5 separate regions of the Mus musculus genome follow, and all the other regions are linked to region 1. The links are chromatin loops, found by intact Hi-C in ENCODE. Cell type or tissue: heart. All regions are shown on one strand.

Evidence for each region. Peaks named below come from ENCODE experiments on the same cell type or tissue, not always from the same donor. Only the 100,000 strongest peaks of a DNase experiment are listed, where the experiment ranks them.
Region 2: it touches region 1 in a loop (3-fold over the local background); 12 of 42 quality-filtered maps call a loop at or near these places.
Region 3: it touches region 1 in a loop (6-fold over the local background); 19 of 42 quality-filtered maps call a loop at or near these places.
Region 4: a loop joins it to region 1, with 5 times the contacts of the local background. A loop is called at or near these places in 6 of 42 quality-filtered maps.
Region 5: a loop joins it to region 1, with 4 times the contacts of the local background. A loop is called at or near these places in 9 of 42 quality-filtered maps.

Annotation. Positions count from the first base shown.
Region 1 is chr1:189,925,192-189,930,191 of GRCm38, forward strand. No RefSeq gene overlaps it. Among named protein-coding and RNA genes, the nearest start is that of Smyd2, 5.4 kb to the left of the region's middle. In heart, a CTCF peak has its summit at 2,688 (motif pointing left); a DNase peak (open chromatin) is centred at 2,700; H3K27ac peaks cover 2,652 bases.
Region 2 is chr1:189,686,038-189,691,037 of GRCm38, forward strand. It overlaps Cenpf (centromere protein F), which reads right to left and starts at 2,049. Exons shown (of 18, transcript NM_001081363.2): 1 at 1,939-2,049. In heart, no CTCF peak of the experiment used is centred here; a DNase peak (open chromatin) is centred at 2,174; H3K4me3 peaks cover 3,772 bases; H3K27ac peaks cover 2,705 bases.
Region 3 is chr1:189,695,976-189,700,975 of GRCm38, forward strand. No RefSeq gene overlaps it. Among named protein-coding and RNA genes, the nearest start is that of Cenpf, 10 kb to the left of the region's middle. In heart, a CTCF peak has its summit at 2,637 (motif pointing right); a DNase peak (open chromatin) is centred at 2,606; H3K4me3 peaks cover 602 bases; H3K27ac peaks cover 1,016 bases.
Region 4 is chr1:189,673,694-189,678,693 of GRCm38, forward strand. The region is part of intron 7 of Cenpf (centromere protein F); the gene reads right to left. Among named protein-coding and RNA genes, the nearest start is that of Cenpf, 12 kb to the right of the region's middle. In heart, a CTCF peak has its summit at 1,888 (motif pointing left); no DNase peak of the experiment used is centred here.
Region 5 is chr1:189,020,722-189,025,721 of GRCm38, forward strand. No RefSeq gene overlaps it. Among named protein-coding and RNA genes, the nearest start is that of Gm36561, 12 kb to the right of the region's middle. In heart, a CTCF peak has its summit at 2,718 (motif pointing right); no DNase peak of the experiment used is centred here.

The sequences.
Region 1 (5,000 bases):
GCAATATAAAGCACAAAACAATACGGAGTTCCATGGAAGACAATCAGCAAAGCCCTGATTGCAAATTCAGTGCGTAGGAGAGCATTAGACACTCAGGGAATAATCTTACTTAAGAAGCGTTTACAGAGCTCCCACTGTGTGCTAGTTACACCTGTAAACATCCTCGGTTAGAGGCCAGAAGAGACCAAGAGCAGAAGCTGATTTTACAAAGGGACAAGAATGGGTTCTCTAGCACCCACACGGTGGCTCATAACCACCTCTAACTCCAGCCTCCAGGGGCACAGTGCCCTCCTCTGACACAGCAGACATGTGATACAAATACATGCAGGCGAAGCCCCACTCCCCAACACACAAATAAAAATTGTAAAAATTCTCATTTAATCTCTCTATTGACACATTGTAGATGAAGGCCTAAACTTAAAATTGTGTGTGCAAGGCTGGGCGTGTAGCCCCATCGAACTGTTCTTATTTGACATGTACAAGAGTTTGGCTCTAATCACTGGAAAAATCTAAAAATCACTTTATCTAATCAAAGCGAGTATATTTAGCCTTGAATCCATGCCCTGGGCCACTTCATTGCTGTTTCTCAGTGAACCTGAGCCCCTAACCCTAGGCCAGCAATGTTTGTGTCTAGATTAGTGCACTACCCGCCTCAATAGCCCTTCCTTGTCTCTCACATCAGCCCAGAGCTCTGCTCTCTGGAAAGATGGCTCAGCAATTGAGTGCTTGCTGTCTTCCCACAGGGCCTGAGTTCAGTTCCCAGCACCCACATCAGGCTGTTTACAACTGCCTGTATCTACAGCTCCAGGGGATCCAGTGGCTTCTTCTATTCTCTGTGGATGCTTGCACTCATCTGGCAGATAGACAGGCACACACACACACACACACACACACACACACACACTCACCCCAAAGTCAAATAAGTCTTTAAAAATCAAACGAAAAGCTGAGCGTGGTGACACATGTATTCAGTCTCACTGCTCACTGAGGCCAGCCTGGTGGTGGTGTGAATTAACGCCTAGATTTATTATACCATAACCAAACATAAAATAAACTCTTCTAATTAAGCAAATCTAAGAAGAACACAAAGACATCAGTATCACTATTGATCGTAATATATAGGCAGTTGCCTATAGTTATAAAGAAAGTTCCAATCAATGGATAGAAGTGTTTTCGTGATCCCAGAGCTATATCTGTAGATGTCAGCTTGGAATGTTTGTGGATTCGAAGGGCCAAAGCCCTCACCCCCTGTGCTCTGCTATCTTGCTGGCAAGCAAGGATGCAGCCATGAACGGAAATAGCCTTTGCTTCTGTGCTTAACTGCAGTGAGAGCCGAGTCCCCTCATGCATAATTCACAACGCGACACCTAAGCCCAGCTGCATTGCAGCATTTCTGTCAGGTGCTCTTACCCATAGAAGAAGCTATTCACGTAGGATTGTCTGTGTGTCTGTCTGTGGAAGGGGGGATAGAAGCCAGATCAAGAGTGCAGTGTACACAAAACTCTCTGATTCTTTTGCTTCTTTTTTTATTTCTTTTTTCTTTCTTTCTTCCTTCCTTTCTTCCTTCCTTCCTTCTTTCCTTCCTTCCTTCCTTCCTTCCTTTCTTTCTTTCTTTTTTTTTTTTTTTGTTTTTTCGAGACAGGGTTTCTCTTTATGCCCTGGCTGTCCTGGAACTCACTTTGTAGACCAGGTTGGCCTTGAACTCAGAAATCCACCTGCCTCTGCCTCCAAGTGCTGGGGCTAAAGGTGTGCGCCACCACTGCCCGGCACTTCTTTTATTTCTTTACTATGTATGTGTGTGTGTACGTATGTTTGTATATGTGTGTGTGTATATGTCTGTGTATGTGTGTCTGTATGTCTCTGTGTGTGTATGTCTGTGCATGTGTCTCTGTGTGTGTATGTCTGTGTCTGTGTGTCTGTGTGCACAAGCACGTACCATGGCACATGGGAAGGTCAGAGGAAAACCTGCACGAGTCTATTTTCTCCTCCCACTTTGTGGGTGGCTCCTGGTGGATCAAACTCAGGTTGTAAAAACTTGGAAGCAAGTGCTTTTATTACCGAGCCGTCTGGCCAGCCCCTAACTGATTTCCTAAGTGACCAGCTCGTTCAGCTTGCCTATGGTAGTTAAGCTGAGCTTGCCATCGTGACTCAGGAACAATAACACTTTTCAACAGATACTAAAGACTGAATAAAAAGGGCAACAAAACCCAAACAAAGTTCCTGTTACTGAAGTGGTTCATCCTGAAAAAGATCTATGAACTGGACAGGTTTTTCTCTCTTGGAAATCTCACTACTTTCCTATCCATATACCAAAGAGAAGAAGAAAAAGAAGAAGGAGGAGAAGGAGAACAAGAACAAGAACAAGAACAAGAAGAAAGAAAGAAAGAGAGAGAGGGAGAGGGAGAGGAAGGGAGGAGAAGGAGTACAAGAACAAGAAGAAGAACAAGAAGAAAGAAAGAAAGAGAGAGGGAGAGGGAGGGAGGGAGGAAGTGAGGAAAGAAGGAAGGAAGGAAAGAAGGAAGGAAGGAAAGAAGGGAGGAAGGAAAGAAGGAAGAGAAAGAAGAGGAGCAGCAGCGGCAACAACGTTATACACTGTGCAGCTAAGTTCTGAGCCATGTGATTTCTCTGCAATGAATGGGCGAACCACTCTGTTATTTTTGGGGCGGCAGTGTCATCTAGTGGCCGCAGGAGGGGGCTGGATCAGAACTTGACATTGTTCCTAAAGGCCATGCCCTTGGTGGACTCACAGGAAGCCAGTTTTAAAGCTTTTGTTTCTCACCCTTCTGAGAAATCCTTGTTGGTTTTATGTGAGAGCAGAAACTGCCACAAAAGAAGCTGCAGCTGCGAGGGCCAGACACTTCAAGCTGCGAAGTGCAGCCTGTCTCCCAGGCCGGCTTTCCAGAGAGTTTTAGTACAATTGTTTACTTTATTTCTTTTGTATGAGGGAAGAAAAACAGGAATAAAAGTGTTAATTGCTGTGAGTTGATGCATTTAGTAATTGAACATGCAGAAGATCATCGGCTTCATGGAGCAGAGCATGCTCAGGTGTCCTTTGCATGGGGGTGGCACAATGCTTAGAAAGCCCCCTCCATGCTAGCTCTTTACATCTCAATAAAAACTAAGCATTAATAGCCTTAAATGCTTGTCACACAGCAAATTGTTAAGATAAAAGCAAAACTTAATATTTTTCTCTAATCTGGGACAAAACCACTCCTGGTTTCATTGTTAACAAATGAGCTTATATATTATGTTAAATATAGCTTAGATCTCACAAATAATAAAGACTCCTTTTTTATGAAATCTAAGGAGAAATGGCTCAGGAGATAAAGGTGCTCAATGACAAGCTGAAAGAGCTAAGTTCAACCCTGGGAAGCTGCACTTACACACACACACACACACACACACACACACACAACACAGTGCACACATATACACATACACATACCACACACAAATACACACATACAAACATAAACATACACACAACACACGCATACATACACATATATGCACACATACAAACATACACATGTATGCACACCATACCACAAACATACACATAACATACACATATACACAAATATATATATATATATATACATGCAATACACAACATATACACATATGACACAAATATACACACAACACATACGCACATGTGTACATACACATATACACAGGCATGCACACACAACACACAATATACATACATACAAACAAACAAACATGTACACACACATACACAAGCATACACATAGACACTTGTAACAACATACACACATAACACACATACATACACAACACATACAGCACACACATAACACACTTACAAACATACACATGCTCACATAACATACATATTCACACATAACAAAGACACAACACATAATACACACAAACACACATGCACACACACATACACTAAAATGGAATAAGGCATTTTAAAGAAAGAAGTGGAGTGTGCTCTTCACTGGCATGTTTCTAAAGCATGGTACTTTGAAAGCATCAGATGAAACTTCGCATTTCTCGTACTGATCTCTAAATCTTCCTTTCCTGCACCATCGCCTGCATTGTTTCTCCAGCATTTTATACACTGAGATCAGAGATACTGACATGGAAAGGAGAGGCAGTAGCAAGTGGGGAAGAATAAAGAGCAGTTAAGAGCAGCTCAGGGCCAAGGGTAAGCCCAGGGAAGGGCCTGTGCAAAGGATGAGTATACTCGGGTTGTGTGGCTCTAACGGTCTCTTGATTTATCAGTGCCAATGCCCACCCCCCTTTGGATGCTGTCGAGGATTGGAAATGTAGTTAAAGACTGTTCTTGTTCTCCGGGAGTTTAGGCTGTAGAAGAGGGGACATAATGAGAAAGCTATAAAAACCAAGAGATGCTCAGCCTCAGGCTCTCAGGCGCGTCTGTTCTGATCACTGCTGTAGCCCCAGGCAGTGCCAGACAGAATGTAGGTGCTCAATAAACACTTCTTAAGGGGACGGATAATACAACACAGATGGAGTTCTGCCATTTGGGAATTATAAACAAACACTGGCTGACACAGAGGCAGGCAGCTTCCAGCGCGTTGACATTCTATTTTTAACTTACAACGGTGAAACTCAGCCCATTAAACACACTCTCCTGGACTTGCTATTGTTTTTCAAATCTGTCAACTGCTCTGCCACCTTCTTCAGATTCTGAACACTCTGGGTCTCAGAAAAATGAGAGACTCAGACAGAAGACACTTGTAGGAGCAGGACATGATGGAGGACTCTTTTAAGCATATACTTTGAGAAAGAAAGTTTATTCTTGGGGAAAGTAAAGCAAGGGAGACATTCTGGGCCGAGGCAGCAAGAGCCGCAGGAGACATCAGAGACTTTACAATGTATCTGATGCTGAGCCACAGGTGTTCGCAGCCTGGCAACCGCAGGCCACACCCCTGTAGGTCTTCTATTAGAACAGTACTCACTCTTAACTGCTGAGCTGTCTCCCCAGACTCCCCTTGGCTCTTTCC
Region 2 (5,000 bases), 240 kb before region 1:
AACACAGACAGGGACTCAAAGGACAACTCGAGCCCTGCCACTGTCACTCAGACCCAACTGTTCTTTCTGTCTTGTTTTGTCAATTGTGAGAATGATGTTGGCAACTTCCTGGAGCATTACAATGGCATCTCCCATTCTGTATGTGTTATCTATGATGTTAATGCCCCAAAAATATACTTCAGTTCATGACGCTGAGGAAATGTGGATCACCGCTTTCCGAGCCACATCCGTGTTTGTATACTGAGATAGTATCTAACTGTAAATATTTTGAAAAAATACTTTCAAAAGTTAAAGAGAAACAAGGATCTTGACATATTAGATACCGGGCCTTGAAGACAGTTTTTGGTGTCAGCTTCATTATTTTTTTTCCCAGATCTCATTTCACAGAAGACATGTGTAACTCCACACTCAATTTCCCACAAAATTTTCTGAAAGAAATCAAAGGCCTCTTAACTAAAACAAAGAGCAATTGACCCTGTAGCTTGTTCATTCAAGAGTGAGGAGAGTACATTAGACCAAAAACCACACGCAAAAATTGTCTTAACAATTCAGCCAGCCACCGAAATCAATACATCAACGTGCCACAGCCATATCCACCTTTCACCCCAGCACTTGGGAGACAGAGGCCAGTGGATCTCTGAGTTTGAAGCCAGCCTGGTCTACAGAGTGAGTTCCAGGCCAGACAGGGCTACACAGCCAACAAGTCAAAAAACAAAACAAAATAAAAGCAACAAAACATCTAGAGAGGCAATATAAGCAAGGGAATCCAGCAGGTTTATTTTCTAATTCAAAACCTACAAACAGCTATATTCATGTTTGTAGTCACACACTTTGTTGAGAGCAAGAAGATATTTACAAATGTAGTTAAGATAACTAAAGTTATATTTTATTATGCTGAGGATTAGTATACAGTATTTACACTTTAAATTTCTAATTACAGTCTTAACCCTATCTTCCCAGGGCTGCTCACCTGGGTGACATATTTTAGCTTGTCAGGTTCAGTTTTTTTTTTCCTTTTTATTATTATTATTTATTCATTCTACATCCTAATGGTAGCCTCCCCTTCTGCCTGTGATCCCAGTCCCATCCTCACAAACACCTTCCCTTCTCAGAGAGGGGAGGAGACCCCCTTGGATACCACCTGATCCTGGGACATCAAATTGAAGCAAGACTACACACAACCTTTCCCATTAAGGCCTTACAAGCCAACAGAAGTTTTTGATTTGAGGCTCCTGAGGGCAGATTATGGTGGTGTCTTCTCATATGTGCAGCGCAGAGCATTGTCTTAGTCTCCAATTATATACTGTTCACTGGGGATCATGGGGTTTTAGGATTGTTATTTGGAGTGAGTGATGTCAGAGTTTTGGTTATTAGTCTTGGGTGTTTAAAAGGCATTTTTTTTTACTATGTTCATTACACACTTATATACATTTTCTACCTCTCCTACACTTATATATAAATACATCACACCGATCGCCTAATTGCCATTAGGTGTTGACTGGGTACGGAACAACCTGTCAGCCACCTAAATCGGGTCACTAGAGCAAAAGTTGTAAAATCCGTAAATGTAAAAAATTAAGATTAAAGAGGCAGGGTCTGAGAAGAAGACTTTGAAAGATGAAGCAAAATCTCTGTGGTGACGGTGTAAAAGAACTTCCACCGAAAGTATGTCTTTAAAATGCGGAGGGCTCCGTTCATGGGCCCACCGCCCGCCTCAGGCCCTAAAGAGGGTCTGGCAGGTTTCTGCTGTTGTCCTCCGTCAGGATCCCCTGCCTCTCTGCCAGTGCTAGCTAGTTCTGGCTGCTGAGCACACAGCACAGCCTGGCACCCTGGCGACCCTAAGCCGCCAAGTGAGAAAGAAGCTTCTAGAAACCATGCGGGCCTCCGATGGGGGGCCGCGGGCGGAGGACGGGGGCCCCGAGGGGGGACGCTGCTCACCTGAGCTCCTCACAGAACCTGGCTCCGGGCTCTGCGAGCCCCGAGTTCCTCACCGCCGAGCTCCTCACACAGCGCACCGTTCCTCCCCGACCAGCACGAGCGATTCAAACTGCCCGCCGCCGCCGCCCCTCTTCCCTCCCGCTCACTTCCGGTCCCGCCCAGCTAGCCTCCACGCCCATTGGCCATGGCGAGAGGCTTTCGACCAGTCCTCACCCGGCTTCTCGGTGAGCCGCCTCTGATTGGCCCTTTTGGACGACTGTTTAAAAACAAGCAGAGCCGGCGGCGGAGCCTGCGCAGACGTCGGATGCACTGGCGTTGCCTAGAGACGGGCTCCGCACGCTGGGAGGAGCGGACTGCGGGTCTGAATGAGGGTTAAACCCTGAGCGGCTGGGCGGGCTTGAGGAGCAGGGTAAGGTGAGGTCTGTGCTGCGGGGAGGCCGCTCGCTCTAACCGTAGGACAAGCGTAAGGTGTTAGCTCTGAGGGGATTATTATTATAAAAGTTAGCTGCGAAGTTGATTATTACTTTAAAAGTTGGCGCGCACCTGCCATAGCAGCCCTGCGGAGGGCGTTTGGAGGACAGCCTGGCTATAGACAAGAGTCCTTGTCTCGAAAAGAAAAGAAGAGGGGAGGGGAGGCGGGGGGTGGGGGGGCGGATAACAGAGGCACAGTATAACAAATAATCTGAACTTGAATCTAGACATGCATGCAAAACTCAACTGCTGACCTCTCTGTCATCTCCATATTTTCAAAATCTGGATATGCGATTCGCATGGGTTGTGGTGGCTCACGCCGACAGGATTTACTGAATATGAGATCCGAGGGGAACACTTCATCAGATTCAAATATTCACAAGGCTCTTCTAAACTGAGTATACTGCTTCCACTTTCCTAATAGCACCTAAATGCCTAAATATTTTTCTTTAAAAGTAAATATCCATAGGAGGTATGGGATGTGATGCAAACGGAGGGTGGATAGGGGCGGGGGTATGGAATATGGAGTGTGGAAAATAAATTTAAAATAAAATAATTTTAAAAAAAGAAGTAAATATCCTTGGAATTGTAGAGGTGGCTCAGCAGTTGCTGCTCTTGCAGAAGACCTGGGTACAGTTCCTAACATCCACATAGTAGGTCACAACTATCTATAAATCCAGCTCAGGGAATCTGATTCCCTTTTCTGGGCCCACAGGCAACAGGTATGTAACGACATACGTGCTGGCAAAACATGCATGCACATAAAATTAAAACATAAAAATGCTCTCAGTTCCTCTTTCCTCTCCAGTGATCCCTCTCATTGTCTCTCTGCTCACATCCCATTTCTTTTTAGGGTCACTTAGTGCCCAGGGCTTATCCCAGCACCCAGTTTCCCCAGGAAGGCAGCTAAGAGTTACAGAGTCAGATGGAGACCAAAGCTGCTTTATCTTTGGCAGTTCTCTTTGCTATTCTGTAGCCAAAGACTACTTACTTTTAGCAATTTCTCTGACTTTAATTCTTTGCTATTGTATGTCCAAAAGCTGCTTGCTTTCAGGAGTTTTTCTCTTTAATTCTTTGCTATTCTAAGACCTCTGGTTTCTGGTAATTTGACTCCAACTGATAGCAACAAGAGTATTAGAAAAAAGGCTTAGTTTCTCTCTGACTCAAGGACCCCTCCATGGCCAGGCTAGAGGCTTGGAGTCTGTTAACTCTTTGTGAGCCAGAGAGAAAAGAAGAGGAAGAAAGAATTCAAACACACAACTACACACACACACTCTGGCCCTGCCGGACCACCTGTCTCAACAATTTCACAAGTGTTCATGCCAACTTACATAGATACACATATACCTACATATTATTTATGTACATACACATGGACAAACGGACATAGACATATATTCATTTGGTGAATGGGGCTGAGCCCTAAATGCCACACTTTGTTTTTTCTCTCTGGCAAATTTACCTTTTTAGACAAAAATTCTTTATAAAATTACCTCACAGATGAAATGTTACACAGAAGGAGGGTTACAGAAGGGTGTTGACAGTAAGCTCAAAGCAGTGATTCGTTCTACAAGGTCATTATAAATTCAAAGCAGTAGTTTTACTTTATTGCTTTATTATAGTGCACACTTGTAGCCTCTTCCTTGAACCTGACTTAAAATGAATGCTTTTCCTTGATCATAAATTTGTCCCAAGCCTGCATTCTTTCCCTCGTGCAATTAGCCTGTGACATGTGAAGAGCACTATTTGCAGCTTTATTTCTTAGGGGACTTGAGATTACTTACATCAATTTGAGTTCTATAAAATCATCAGAAATTGTAAAATCGTCTATTCGTCTATACCAAATTGCTACATGAGAGTACATCGTCATGGTGATCTAGAGGGAATGTGTCCAATAGTGTGGGCAGAGGCCCATCAATCCTTAGGTTGTGTAATACTGACAGAAAAGGCGTATCAATAGCAGGAAGCAATCCTGGGAAGAAGTCTCTGATGGCCTCAGAGCTCACCCATAGCAGCCCATGCAAAACAGTGGACTGTCTCCAGAAAACCCACTTGCATGCTTTTTTCCTAGATGGTTTCTGACAGGTATGACAGGGGTTGTTACTTTCTAATCAAAAGTGCTTTTAGATAAAGCTGTCTCCCTCCCTCTCTGAATCATGGAGGTAATATGGCCTGTTTCAGCAGCATAATAGTTTTCATCTATTTTTATCTATTTGAGGATTTAAAACATTTTCTAATGAACACAGCTGCTCACATCGTTATGAGAGTCTCCCTCACACTGCTGTCCATTCCACAAGAAAGCCACCCCTGCTAGATGACAGTTTGATGGCGATTTTGGTTCATTTATTGGGGTTTCATTTAGAACCAATTGCTAGTGTTGGGTAGAATATACCTTTCCCCCTCGTCTTCAACCTTTATGTGTTTCCGTTTTGGTTGTTTCTCCTACAACACCACATTGTTTTATTCTGCTGTACAGTCTTCCTACATATCAACTTATATTTTACTGTGATAAATTTAAACAAAGCATGCATATTTTAACTCTGAAGTGCAAAAAATTATGTGACAAGTATGTACACCTCTATAAACACCTC
Region 3 (5,000 bases), 230 kb before region 1:
AGAGGGTTTCCTTGAGGAAACAGGGCAGGACGATTGGATTTAGTTCCCAAGTCTACCAACTGATTATTTCCAGTACAGCCTGGAAAAGGTCATCGTCAGCAAGACAATGGATATTATAGTAAGGATACCTGACTCTTCAAGAAGGTCATGGCCGCTGACCTCGAGAGGTCAGTGCTGACAGTTGGATGTGCTGCTGGGGCACTGAGTTTCACAGTGTCCCTGCAAATAAAAGACTCTAGAGTGAGCCTGGCAGTGGTGGCACATGCTTTTAATCTCAGCACTTGAGAGGCAGAGGCAGGTGGATCTCTGCGAGTTCAGGGCTAGCCTGGTCTACAGAGTGAGTTCCAGAACGGCCCGGGACACACAGAGAAACCCTGTCGTGAAAAACAGAAACAACAAAAAGAGATTCTAGAGTGTCCTAGGACGGCACCCGAATTTAACCACCTTGTCCGGGTAACGAGAAGGTACTTGTTAGAGTGGGCAGCTCAGCTGGAGTAGCAGATGAAGGTGAAGCTCTGCCACTATAGCTAACAGATCACTGTGTTCCTGGGTGAGAGAGAAATGGCTGGCATACTGGAGTCTTCCTTGATCTATGTGGCTAGAAAAAGTAATGTACTGGCTCAGAAGGATCTGTGGGCCACACCAATGCAAAGTCAAGCAAGCATGTTAACTGGGCCGTGTCATTGGACGGGTCTGATGATTACCACAAAAGTAAGGCCAACCAGCTGGCAAGTCTCAGTGAGATACATACACGCTGAAAAGCTGAAGCAAAGACTCTTTCTCCACTAGCAAATGCTTCGCCGTTTGAAAACCAGCTGCTCTTGTGGGTCATGAAGACTGAACAGCCGATCATGGGACATGAGTTATGTCGCCAGTACTGACCATCACTGAGTATTGTTTGCCATTGGTAGTTATATTGCATTGGATCTCTTCCACCCCAAAGGAATTGACTGGCCCCTTCTTCCCCTTTCCTCAGTGTTGGGCAGAACTACTCTGAGAAGTAAAAGAATCTCTGGTTTGCACCCATAGGATCTTGCAAGATATTGCCTTGGCAGAATACTTGATTTATTGAGAAATATGTTTATAGTCCATGCTTATTGTAAGCTTCTCTGTCCCAGCTTTCTTTCTGTTGCTATAATAAACCACTGACTAAAAGCAACTTGGAGGGGAAGAGGGCTTATCTGGCTGATATTTCTAGGTCACAGTCCATCACTGAGGGACGTCAGGGCAGGAGCTCAAGCAGGACCATGGAGGCAGGAACTGAAGCAGAAGCCATGGAGGAGTGCTGCTTACTGCCTTATGCTCACCTGTCCTTCTTATACAGCCCAGGCCCACCTGCCTGAGGAGGATGACACCTCCCATGGTGCACTGGGCCCACCTACATCAATTAGCAAGCAAGAAAATGCCCACAGACCCACCCCCAGGCCAGTCTGTTGAGGCAGTTCCTCAGCTGAGGCTCCTTTCTCCCAGGTGACACTAAGTTGGGTCAAGTTGGCAATAAGAAGTAACCAGAGCAACCTCCTACCTCTTTCCTGTGACTAACTGCTCTGACACCATTGCTGTCATGGGCTGAAGTTTGTCCTCTATAAATTTTGTCCTACATTCTGAAATTGTGACCCCCCAGTACTTCAGAGTGTAACTGGAAGCAAGGTAATTTAGTAAGACAGGGTCAGATGTAATTTAGTAAGACAGGGTCATTATGGTGAAGCCTAATCCAATGTGACTACATCCTTATTAAGAATCCAGGGAAGAGACTGTCTAAGGAGATATGCTCAATGGATGGAGTATCTGACACACAGTGTGAGGGCCTAAGTCAGTTCAGATCCCTAACACTAATGCAAAAAACTCCAAGTGTGATTTTAATTCCAGAACTGGAGAGGTAGAGACGGGAAGTCCCCTAGGGATTGTTGGCCATCCGTTCTACCCAAATCAGTGAGATTTGGTTCCAGCTTCAATGAGAAAGGGTCTCAAAATGTAAGGTAGATGACTACCTAGGGAGGTGTATAATGTCAGCCTCGGGTCTCTAAATATACACACAAAGTTGCCTGTATGTGCATGCACATAGATGTATCACATAGAGTTGCCTGTGTGTGCATGCACATAGATGTATCACATAGAGTTGCCTGTGTGTGCATGCACATAGATGTATCACATAGAGTTGCCTGTGTGTGCATGCACATAGATGTGTCACATAGAGTTGCTCCAGGTGTGGTAGCACAGTCAGAAATGCAGACAGCATGTAAAAATCGTAGCTATGTGGGTACTAGCAGGGGACGCCAAAGGTTTAGGGAATAGCAGAAGCCAGGAGGGAGACACCATGGGGTCTCCTTTGCTGCCATCCCCAGGTCCCTGCCCTCCCAACACTTGATCTTGGATTTCCACCCCGAGAACTGTGAAACATCCCGTCTCTGCTGTTCCAAGCTGCCATATTTAGCATGTCTTGATTTAGTGGCCCCGGAATACCAATACAGATACCAAGTTGGAATCATCAGCTAAACATTAGCAGCTAGAGGCTCAACTAAGACACCAGTTCAGGGATAACACCTCTAGAGCAGAGAGCGGGGCCCCTCCTCCCCGAGTGCTGTCAGCACCAAAGCAGCACCTCCAGCCTCACCCCTGGGAGCTGGACTGTGCAAGCCTGAGGCCAGCAGAGGGAGACTTGGCTCCTCTCCCTGCCACCAAGATAACCCCACTTTAGGCTCTACTGAGTAAGGTGTGGAGCGGGAATGCACAGAAGGGTTCTAAAGTGCTTGTAGCCACACCAGTCACTGGTTTCCTTCTGCATGAGAACAGCAGAGAAAGGAGATGGGATAGTAGCATGAGGTTTATCCACCTGGCTGCCCTCTCTGCCACAGAAGAGCATCAGAGAAGATACACCTGAAGCTCACGTACTCCCTGGCAGCATCAAGAATTGATGCCTATCAGCTAGAACCTTGGTCCAGGCATCATGCATGCTTCTTACATCAGTTCCCTCCCTCTCCCTCTCCCTCTCCCTCTCCCTCTCCCTCTCCCTCCCCCTCCCCCTCCCCCTCCCCCTCCCCCTCCCCCCCTCCCCCTCCCCTCCCCCTCTCCCTCTCCCTGTCTCGGCATTTTATTTAAAACATTGTATTTGTGGCTGGAGAATTAGCTCAGTGGTTAAAAGCACTTAGTGTTGTTGCAAAGGACCCTGGTTTAATTCCCAGGACCCACATGGAGGCTCACCATCTCTTCAAGGACCAGCACATGTGGCACACAAATACACATGAAGGCAAAACTCTTATACACATAAAATAGTCAAAATCTGAAATGTTTATAAATAAATAAATAAAGCAAACATTGTATTGGGCAGAGGGGCACATGTGTGCCTCCGTGCACATATGCCCACTCGGATTATTCACCTTGGTGAAGCATGTCTCTCTTGTTTCTGCAGGCTCACTGGCCTCTCGGGTCCTAGATGATTCTCCTAGCTCTGCCTTCCACACCTCTGTAAGAATGCTGGGGTCACAGACATATCCCACCAGTCAGGATTCTGATGCGTGTTCCAGGACTCACGTTGTCAGGCTTGCGAGGCGGACGCTTTTACCTGTTGATCCAGGTTCCCAGCCCCTCCAGTTCTCTATGACAAAGTCTTCCTTAGCTTAGGCCCCTAAGTCAGCACAGTGACAGAGTGAACTTAACACAAAGACAGAGTTGGTGAGATGGCTCAGCAGTTAAGAGCACCGACTGCTCTCCCAAAGGTCCTGAGTTCAAATCCCACCAACCACATGGAGGCTCACAAGCATCTATAATGAAATCTGATGCCCTCTTCTGGAGTGTCTGAAGGCAGCTACAGTGTAATTACATATAATAAATTAATTTTTTTAAAAAAACCACAAAGACAAATGGATCTGGACACAATGAGAGGTAGACTATAGCCAATAACTTTGTGGCATCCTCATGGCCCATGTGGTGTTAGCTGAAGGTGTGTCAAGCTGCCATGTGAGAGTGTTGCACAAACACTCCTGGGAGATCCGCAGAAGTATGTGTCTACCCCAGATAGGACACTGACAGACCAAAGAGAGGTCTCTGTGAGTCCAGCTTACCAAACCAATTCGGTTCACTAACAACTGGTGGCTGCATCTGAGGTGAGGATCTGATGGCCCTCTCTCTCCTTCCTCCTGCGAGGACAGGCTGGTAAGACCAGTTTTGTAAAGGTCTCGACGGGGTGAAAATAATAACAGCATATCATGTCAGAGAACAGAGTACTGTACTATGGGGCTCAAACCCCATGCCATGCAGTGCAAGCCACAAGTCTTTAGGTGTCTCCAGAACTCTCTTGGACACTAGGGGAGCCTGTTTTACCAGTGCCAAGTATGACCTGGAAGTAAGGAGCAGTCATGACTTCCTGAGAGGATCCCCAGCAAGTGGGCTTGAGAGTCAATAGGTGGGTGTCCATCCCACATGCAGTGTGGAGAGCAGGAAACAGCAAGCCCAGACGCGCCGCTCACTACAGCAGCCGTGACAGGGGCCTTCCTTTGACTTCTCCGGGGCCTTGCTTCTCCTCAGCACTTTGCTTCCTGCATTATCACAAAAGACGCTTCCTCTCCCCAGGTTTGTCTTGTTCTCTGTCTGGAGAACACAAAGCAGTCAGAAGGCTTTCAGTTTCCACACGTGAGGACTGCGGCCTGGCTTCCCAATGCTTCAGATACACTGCAGCCGGCCGTGTCCCCAGACTCTCGATGTCCATCTCTGGGAAGTCAGAAGTACACCACTAGAGATTTGCTCCGATTCACCCCACTTTCAGACTAGGGCTTACATTTCTGTGCTTGTCATATATATATATATATATATATATATATATATGGAAGTCTGGATATATATATATATATATATATATATATATATATATATATATATATATATATATATATATATATATATATATATATATATATATATATATATATATATATATATATATATATATATATATATATCCAGACTTCCATAGGACAAGATTGAGCATCTTGTGGGCAAGAAAC
Region 4 (5,000 bases), 250 kb before region 1:
ACCCCAGAAAATCACAGCTGTTTTCTAATTACGTTCTCACAAGCAACAGAAAGAATATGCTGTTGCTTTCTTATATATACAGTTATCTGCCAATTTTAAAATTACATGAAAACTTAGGGTATTTTCCTAAAATTAAACAAAATTGTCTTAATCAGCCAAGGGTTGAGATTCGTTGCATTCCTTGAAGCCACCCCTTTAAGTTCAAATCCTTACAATGGCTGATCCCCAAAATATAGCATTCAAGTAGTAATAAGAAAGCTCTATAGGGCTGGAGAGGTGCTCAGAGGTTATGTGCACTGGCTGCGCTTCCAGAGGACTACAAATTCCCAGCACCCACATGGCAGCTCACAACTGTCTCTAACTCCAGGTCCAGGCAATCTGACAGCCACATACAGACATGCCTCCAAGCAAAACAGCAATGCACATAAATAATCGAAAAAACAGAAAGCTTATATTAATGGGAAAGAGTTCTCCACTCTGTGAGATGCCTCAATTTAGTAAGCCTCCCCACTAATATTTTCTCTGAAATTCTACCAATACATCCATGTTTGAGTGTGTGTGTCCATGGATTTACAAATATGTAGAAAAGAGTGCATGAGCCGGCGCCATGGAGACCAGAGTCAACATCACGCTCTCCATCTCAATGGTTCTCCATCTTAGGTTTTCAGGCGCAGTCTCTCAAGGATACTGGACAAGTTCACCAATTCTGCTGGACAGCCTAGACCGCCAGCAGCAGGGCTCCTTCTGCCTTTGTCCCCACCCTACTTCCCCTCCAGCGGTAGGACTACAGACACATGCAACCATTACCAGCTATGTTGAATTACTATGTGTACATATGTGATGGGAGCGCGCAACACAAGCAAACAGGTCAGAGAACAGCTTCTGGGAGGGAGTCAGTTCTCTCCTACAAGGGCTCCAAGGACTAAACTCAGGCTGTCAGTTTCTGTAGCAGCTACTTTTACCCACTGAGTCAATTCACAAATCCCATTTATGCATGCAAGTAATTTAAGCATGAGTGTTGGGGACAGATTAAACTACTGTCCTCAGGCTTGTGTGATAAGCACTTTACTGAGGAAGCCATCTGTTCAGCTACCCAGAGTCTAATTTAACACTATTATGAGTATTATATTGGAAATCTGAGAATTGAAGAAAACACTATGCAATATTTTGCTGGAAGACAAATGTCAGTTATTAACTAAGCAAAGATGAACGAACAGTACCAAACTGGTCAATGGTGACGAAATGATTTTGGAAATAGCAGAGCTTTAAGATGATAAAAGTGAACTTTACATAGTGGCACATTTCAGCATTCAAGACGGAGACAGGAAATCATCAGTTTGAGGCCAGCCTGAGTTATCCAAAGGAACAGTTTCTCAACAGAAACAACTGAAAGTTTCACGTGTGTGCATGCGTGTACTCTATCATGCAGATGGGTTCCCAGCTTTTTATTTAGGGGCTGGGGCTCCACTCAGGTCCACAGCAAGCACTTTACCAACTGAACCATTTCCCTAGCCTCAGAAAAGATTACATGCTTAAGCCAACAGATCAAATTCACCTTCTGCCTCAGACATTAAGATACCTTCATTGTTACAATAAGCTTTAAGTTTTTAAATTCCCAAGGAATAGTACTACATGATTTATAAGAAAAAATATAAATTTAACAAATAGTGACTGAGAATCTACTTTGCTCTGCATATGGAAATGGATAGACAACTCAAAATCACTGGCCATAAGGACAGACTGGCATTTTGATGATTGACAATCTCATAAATAAATAAATAAATAAATAAATAAAATAAAATAAAAAGCACCAAAGTAAATGGACCCTTGGTGCCCTCTACTGGTACTCCCTCAAAATGCAACACATCCCTAAGGGACTTCAATCCTTTCTTTATAGACAGGGTACATTAAAACAGAACTTTGAAGGTATTTATACTTCATTCAAAAATATTTTGATTGCCACTGTGGTACCAGTTATGCACAGTCCATGTGTAAGTAACTGGCCACTAGATGTCATGTATGCTCCATAATGCTCTAAGACAATGGTTCCTTCCTAATGCTGAGACTCTTTAATACAGTTCTCATGTTGTGGTGACCCGCCCCACTAACCATAAAGTTCTTCTCATTGCTGCTTTATAACTGTAATTTTGCTACTTTTTTGAACCATAATGTAAGTATATGCTATACAGGATATCTAATATACAACCCCTTTGAAAGTGTCATCTGCATAAAGTTGATAAACAATGCTCAAAATTGTAAGCTCCAGTTCTTGCAACTGTGTATTTATGACCCTGAGCACTCCCTCGCAGCCTCAAAGGAAAGCTTGAAAATTGTTAGAAAAGACCCAAACTACACGCAAGCATTCAATCACTTGAGAGCACAGAGTATATTACCTCCATTTTTTTTTTGAAATAAGCAATTCTAATGGCACACAACATAATGCAATGTCAGCAAAACACTTAAAGTCTCATGAGGCATAAAAGAAAATGAAAATGAATTTTCAGTTGGTGAGATTTGAAACCGACTCGGGGAAAAAAAAGACATCCAAAAGACACAGAAATAAAAGCAAATCTTAAGGACCTGGAGGAATAGTAATGAGATGAAGGTCAGAGTCAAGTTCTAAGCACTGTCCAAGTAAAAACTCTAACAATAATCTAAGAGACCTCACCAAAAATGACAGGTAGGACAAAAAAGATCCTTTCTCACCAAAACAAAACTAATGTTAGTTCTTGTTATAGAGACAGAGATGTAACCTAAAATTAGCTGAGTTGACTATAAACTCAATAATAAGCTGTAATAACAGCAGTTAATATTATAAATTCACAGTGGCCCAGCAAAACCTTTACCTCAATCTTTACATCTCAACTTCACTTTGAAAAAAGATAGACTAGGGATATTCTCATCTATTCTGCACAGCAACAAATTCCAAGTCAGAACATTACTTGGAGATAAACTGTGACTAGAAGGAAGGAAGGAGACTAACTAAAGAGTTCGCTGGGAGAAAACAAAACAAAACAAGCAAACACAACTCAACCCAGAAACAGCCTTCAGGAGTGGAGAGGAGTCAAATCATCTTCAAATAAAGGAGACTAGGGCCTTCTGGCCAGCACACACCCTGAAACAGTCCAACAGGAAGCACTGTAAGCAGAAACGTAACAATCGCAGAACTAACACTTACACTCAGAACCCTGGAAAGGGAGCAAACACAAGAAAGCAACAATAACCTCTGACATTTTTAAACATCTGACAACTGGCTTAAAAAATATAATACAGTCAATCTAGCTCTAAGTTTATGTCAGAAAACACTTGAACTATTATACATGGGGAGGGTAAGAGCAAGGGAGACAAGTGTTAACATAACTTGTTAAAAGCTGGCAAAATGAACATACCAATCACCTATGAATCCTAGGAAATGTTTATGTAATCCATGGAAAGGTAAGAAACAAAGCAATAAAAAGCAGAAACAGAAAACAAAACAAAAATGGCAGGCTTAAGTCATGACCAATAGTTACATTAAATGTAAATGAGCTAAATTCACCAACAGTAAAGAACTAAAAAAAAAAAACATGACCTAACTGTATGCAAAGCATACATCAAAGTAGAATGAAAACAGAAAAAGACAAATACAGAAATTTGACAACTCTGATTAAAAACAGAAAACATCAGGAGACAAATGATTTTGTTAATTATTTTTAAAAAAAGGGAGGACTGGAGAGACAGCTCAGAGGTTGAGAGCACTGATTGCTCTTTCAGAGGTCCTGAGTTTAATTTCCAGCAACCACATAGTGGCTCATGACCATCTGTGGTGGGATCTGATGCCCTCTTCTGGTGTGTCTGAGGACAGCTGCAGAACTCATATACATAAAATATTCTTTTAAAAACTGAATGTAAAACATTAAATTTCCATGAAAGCCATCTCCAGGTTTGGGTGACTTCACTAGCAAACTCTACTGCATCCAAGAAGAAAATCAACCAATGGCACTTTCTTCCAGAAAGCAGAGCAGCGCCGTCCCCAGCTCACTTTATGAAGCTGACATTACCCTGTAACAAGTATCATCCAAAGATGTCAGAAAGAAGAAATGCCAAAGAGTAAATACCTCTCACCAAAGTCAGATACCTAAATCCTTACCAAGTTATTGGCAAATAAAATTCACATCTAAATAAAAAGTTACATACCATACATAGTCACGTGGGACTCTTTCCAAACAAATAAGGTTCCTTCAAATATCTGAAACCCAATCAGTGTAGTCTGCCACATTAATAAGCTAGAACATCATATAACTAAATGTGAATCTTCAGTTACCTTAAAGCAAAATTCTAACTGGGGAAGAACAAGGAACTTGGCCATGGAAAGCAAAGAGACACAGGTCTACTGAAGCACTTTTCACATAATACTCAGAAATGTTATTTATGAAAAGAAAACAAATCCTTAAGAACACCTCAGACATGGTTTTTAAGAGTTCTCTGTAATTCTAATAGCCAATAGAAAGAACCCTATGCCTAGGATATAAATAGTGACATTAAGAGGACTGTGAGGAAGATGCCAGAAGCAATGGCAAGAAAACACAAAGATTGGAGGGTAAGTGGGTATTCCAAACAGAATGATAAGATAAGCCACTGGGCCAGAGACTGGCTCCAGAAAGCCCCAGACCCATCATAGCTGGTTCTGGAAGGTAATTCACTTCTCCACGATAGTAGTGGATTAAAAAAAATTTATTATTTATTATACTACTATTTTCTGATTTTATCTCACTATTATTATATTCTACTTCCAATAATTTTTATTGATCTACATATCTCCAGGTCTTGAACAATGCAGAACAGACAGCAGCACTCAATAAATAACTTGGTGAATGAAAACAGTGACAGTGAAAACCAGAGAACCAGAGGTAGGCGGGGTTAAATACGACCTCACTCAAAACCTTCAGAAAGGTCTATGGCTGCACGCACCTGCTGAGCCCCAGGGGTGATCATCTAACGCCACCCTGTCCTGGGATGAA
Region 5 (5,000 bases), 900 kb before region 1:
CAGCTCTCAGAGCCTCCTGGAGGTTGACCTCTGCTGATCCCTGAGGCCGAGCCTTCCTTCAAGACCAACGCTAATCTTCAATATATAAAATTCTATCTAAATAAATTTGAAAGCTACCCAGTATTCACTGTCTCTGTTTTCTTCTGGTCTTCTTACCTGACTGACTCTGTCTTTCTCTGCACTCTGTGTCCTCCCAGACTTTCCTGACTCGCCACTGTGAACTTGCCACACACACTTCCTTTGTGTGTTAAATGCTCGAGGGGCACACACCTCTGCCATAAACATTCCGCACTCCCGTGATCCTTATCCCTCTGGGAAAGCGCAAGCGTCCCTCAGCATCTGTCCCTGGGTTGTTAGTCCTTTGCGTGTACACCTGTTTACAAAGCACCATGAATGGACCAGGTGGACCGTGTTGGGCAAAGTCACGGTAAAGATAAAGTCTTGAGCCTGTGAATGTACAACTTGGTGATGAAGGCAGACAGAAAAAACTAACCATTAGCAAATTACAGAAAAATAAATGTCAATTGTATAATGTAATTTTAAAACTACAGGGTGTAGGTGAAGCCCTGATCAAATGTATTGCTATGTCAAGGGGGACGTGCCTCGGACCCGTGAGCATGGCCATTTCAAGAGATAAGCACCTAAGACCCATGAGCAAGGACATGTCATAAGACAGGTGCCTCAGACCCATGAGCAAGGACATGTCAAGGGACAGGTGCCTCAGACCTGTGAACATGGCTATGTCAAAGGACGGGTGCCTCAGACTCATGGAGTGGCAGAGCCTTCCTCAGGGGTGAGTATGAGTGTTGATAGTGTATGCAGAAAATCTCCACCACAGCTTTCTCACCTCAGATGTTACAGCCTGAAGACTGCTCCCCTATAGAGACAGCTCCTACCCAGATTAGACAAGCCTGCCTCCTTGTTTAGCATTTATAATAGCTCCAGCTTCCTGTTCCATTGCATACAATAAAGCAGGAAGTGTGGCTTCTCCATCAGAAAGCCCAAACCACTTGATCCCAACTTCTCTATGTCTGTGATTTCTTCATTCTCTTGTAGCCGTATTGTCAGGATTCTGGGAGCCAGGCCATGCAAAGCCATGGCAAAAAAAACCATAATTATAAGGTGCTCTCAGCAGCTTATAATTTTTGACACAACTGCTCAGTCACACAAGTTCTTCCATGCATCCATCCCAGCTGCATGCAGTCTCAGGAGGCGCTAGAGTATGGAAGTGTTGACTGAATGGAAGAATCCATTTATGCAGCTTCTGGGATCTTACATGCGTTCTCGAGACCGGCCAGGAAGAACGCAACAAACCGGAATCTTCTGCGGCAAAAGCTTTATTGCTTACATCTTTAGGAGCCAGAGAGCAAGAGAGCAAGAGCAAGAGCTCTATTGCTTACATCTTTAGGAGCCAGAGCGCAAGAGAGCAAGAGCGCAAGAGAGAGAGCAAGAGCTCTATTGCTTACATCTTTAGGAGCCAGAGCGCAAGAGAGCAAGAGAGCAAGAGAGAGAATGGCAAAACCCCGTCCCTTTTAAGGAGAATTATCCTCCGCCTAGGACGTGTCACTCCCTGATTGGCTGCAGCCCATTGGCTGAGTTGTCGTCACGGGGAAGGCAGAGCACATGGGGTAGAGAACTACCCTTGGCACATGCGCAGATTATTTGTTTACCACTTAGAACACAGGATGTCAGCGCCATCTTGTAACGGCGAATGTGAGGGCGGCTCCCAACACTGGGAGACTGTGACCCCTGCTTGGGTGGGACTCTTTGGTGATGCACCTGTTTTAGAATCATTTTAGAAAGCAACCTTTCACACATGTTCCTGTATGTAAGCAAAAATAAAAATGTCATGGGTTCACCAAGCTGGACTTATATAAATAATTTCCTTGTTCTCTCATGGGTCCCTACCTTGGGTGAATAGAAGGCACTGATAGAGAATAGGATGACTAAGTTACAGGGTCAAGGAACAGGGTGGTATTTTCAGACACTAACAAAGCTACATGCATGACCAGCAACAACACATTATTGGGAGATGATCCATGGGAAGTTGCCCAGTGTTGGTTAAAAGAGCAAAAGTGAGGGAAAGCAAGAATCGCCAATGAGAACAGAGGACAGAAACTCGATGTCAACAGAGGAAGGCTAGGGTATGGCACCTAAGAGGTGAGCTATGAGGACATCTGGCCCCATGAGTTCTTCAGATATAACCTTAAGGTAAAGAGCTGAAATAAAACGATTCCCTGAGAGGAAAATTAGACCAAACCCCCCAGAGAGGGAGAGGAAAATCAGACCAAGCCCCCCTGAGAGGAAAAGTGAGAGCATGGAACCAGGCGGCAGATGGAGAGACCACACCCAACCGTAAGACAATGCCAGAGTCTGATCGACTGTTCATGCAGGCTGCTCAGTCTTCATGGGCCTGTGACATCATCAAACTATCCAGGTGCACACAAGTACACATGCAAGGAAGAGAGCCATGCCCAGAGTATTAGTGTCCTCTGAGATTAAGACATACCAAATACTTAACAGATATACATCTTGCTTTTACCTGGAGAAACTGCTTCTTTGGGAAGCAGGCCATACCTGAGAATAAATTTTTGGAAGCCTGAAAACTGAGCGCAAAAAGAAAGTATAACTTTTAGTGAATAGGACACTATTTACTTAGTGAATATAAAACAGCCACATTTTTAGAAAACATGATCGTCTAAGTGAATTCCTTAGCTTGGCCACTAGATGGCAACATTCTTTCAAAATTGTTTTATATCTACCTTTAACTTATTATATTGGATTTTTAATTACCACAGAGGGGCAGAGTTTGATGGCATTTTCACTCCTTCCCTCACCCCTGCACCATCTCCCATGCCTGTGCCATGTGTGCCCCACCCATCCCAGGCCCCTCCCTTTTGCTATTTCATCACAAGGGTCCCTTTCCCTTTTTCTAGCTTAGATGCTAGGATCCACATACGAGAAAGAATATGCAGTTTTTGTCTCTCTGAGCCCAAGTTGGCTCATGAATATACTTTTCAAACCTCATGGAATAAAACTAGCAAGGATTACCACCCCCTCCCAACATACGCATGCACAAATACATAAGAACTTGGAGATTGTCAATGCATTTTTGAATGAACACTGGGTGAGTCATTGAAGAAATTAAAGAGACCAATTAAACATTCTTAGAATCAAGTGGGAATGAGGTCACTGCCTACCAGAAACTCTGGGACACAGCCAAGGCAGTCAAGAACAAAGTTTGTAACTATAACCACTTTTCTCAAATATTAGAGAGCTCAAATGTAAATAAACCAATGAGCTCAAATAAGTACCCCAAAGCTCCAGAAAAAAAAAATGAAGCCAAACCCAAGCCAACAGTAGACATCAATCATGATTTAGACCAAACAAAACAGAAAGAGAAAGTAGAGCTTCTAGACCAACCAAATGAGAAGTTGGATTTTGGAAAGATTAAAAGAATTTCGGATTGCCAACTCCCTAGCTGAGAGGGGGCAGGCAGAGAGAGAGAGAGAGAGAGAGAGAGAGAGAGAGAGAGAGAGAAATAGAGAATAGATGATTGATAGAAAGATAAATGGATAGATGGATGATAGATAGATAGATAGATAGATAGATAGATAGATAGATAGATATAGGTATAGATTGATTGATAGACAGTCAGATAGATATGATAGATGAATGGATGGATGGATGGATGGATGGATGGATGGATGGATGGATGGTGTGATAGTCCATATAACAGTGAGCCCCAACAGGCTCATAGGCTTGAAGGCTTGGTCACCAGGGAGTGGTACTATTTGAAAGGATTAGGGGCTGTGACTTTGTTGGAGGAAGCCTGTTGCTGGTGGTGGGCTCTGAGGTTTCCAATAGCTCATTCTGAGCCTCGTGGCTACTTCTCTTCCTGATGCCCGTGAATCTAGAAGTAGAACTCTCAACTACTGCTTCAGCACTGCGCTGTCTGCACACTGCTGTGCTCCTGACATGATGAAAATGGACTAAACAACCTCCTTTTAGAAGAGTTGTCATGGTCATGGTATCTTTTCAGAGCAACAGAACACTAAGCAGACAGACCAGAGAGAGAAAAGAACCCATATAAATAAAATAGTACACAGAGGGAAGCTGTTATATAGATTTCATTGAGATCCAGAACATCATTTGTAATGCTTTCAGAATATAATCAACATACTGGACAAAATCTAGAAGTTATAAAGGTTTAAATGCTTATGACTACCAAATGTAAAGTTATAAGACATGAACAATTTAAAAAGACTTGAGACAATCCACAGAACAAAATAGGAGTTAAATTTTTCTTAACAAAGAAAGGCTCAGGGATGGCTGTTCACGGGTAAGTTCTACCAGAGTGAAAAGGAAGATGTAATGCCAGCATTTTGTAAACTGATCCACAAAAGAGAAAGGCACAGGACATTAGCAAACTTCTTACAAAGTCAGGACTGCCCTGATTTCAAAATCAGATAAAGTCATACAAAGGCATACAAACACACACACACACACACACACACACACACACACACACACACTTGACCGACTTCTCTAACAAATATAGAAAAATTCTCAAACAAATAAAGAAAAATCCTCAATAAAATACTTGCAAACTAAATTGGAGAACACATGAAAGACAAATGCTATGAACAAGTTGGTTTCATTTGTAGCTGCCAGGGGCCATGGTTTCCTGGGTTCCTGAAAGGAAAGCTGGGGATGGATGGGAAGGATGGCGAGAGAAATAACGAGCCAAGACAAAGTTCTCTGATCAAGGCTCAATGTTTTAATTCTAGGGTCTGAATTTAAAGGGGGGAGACCCATCCATCCCACATTATGCCAGGAACTCCTCAGGAAAATGAGCCCAGGCTGCTCAGCAGGTGGTGGCTTCTTGCAGGAAGCTGCAGATGTGGCAGACAATAGACTTTACCTAGGTCGGAAGACTCCACTCTAGGTGAGCTAGCAACTGTGGCAAACAAGATCTGAGCCTGTCTGCTCAGTGCTGG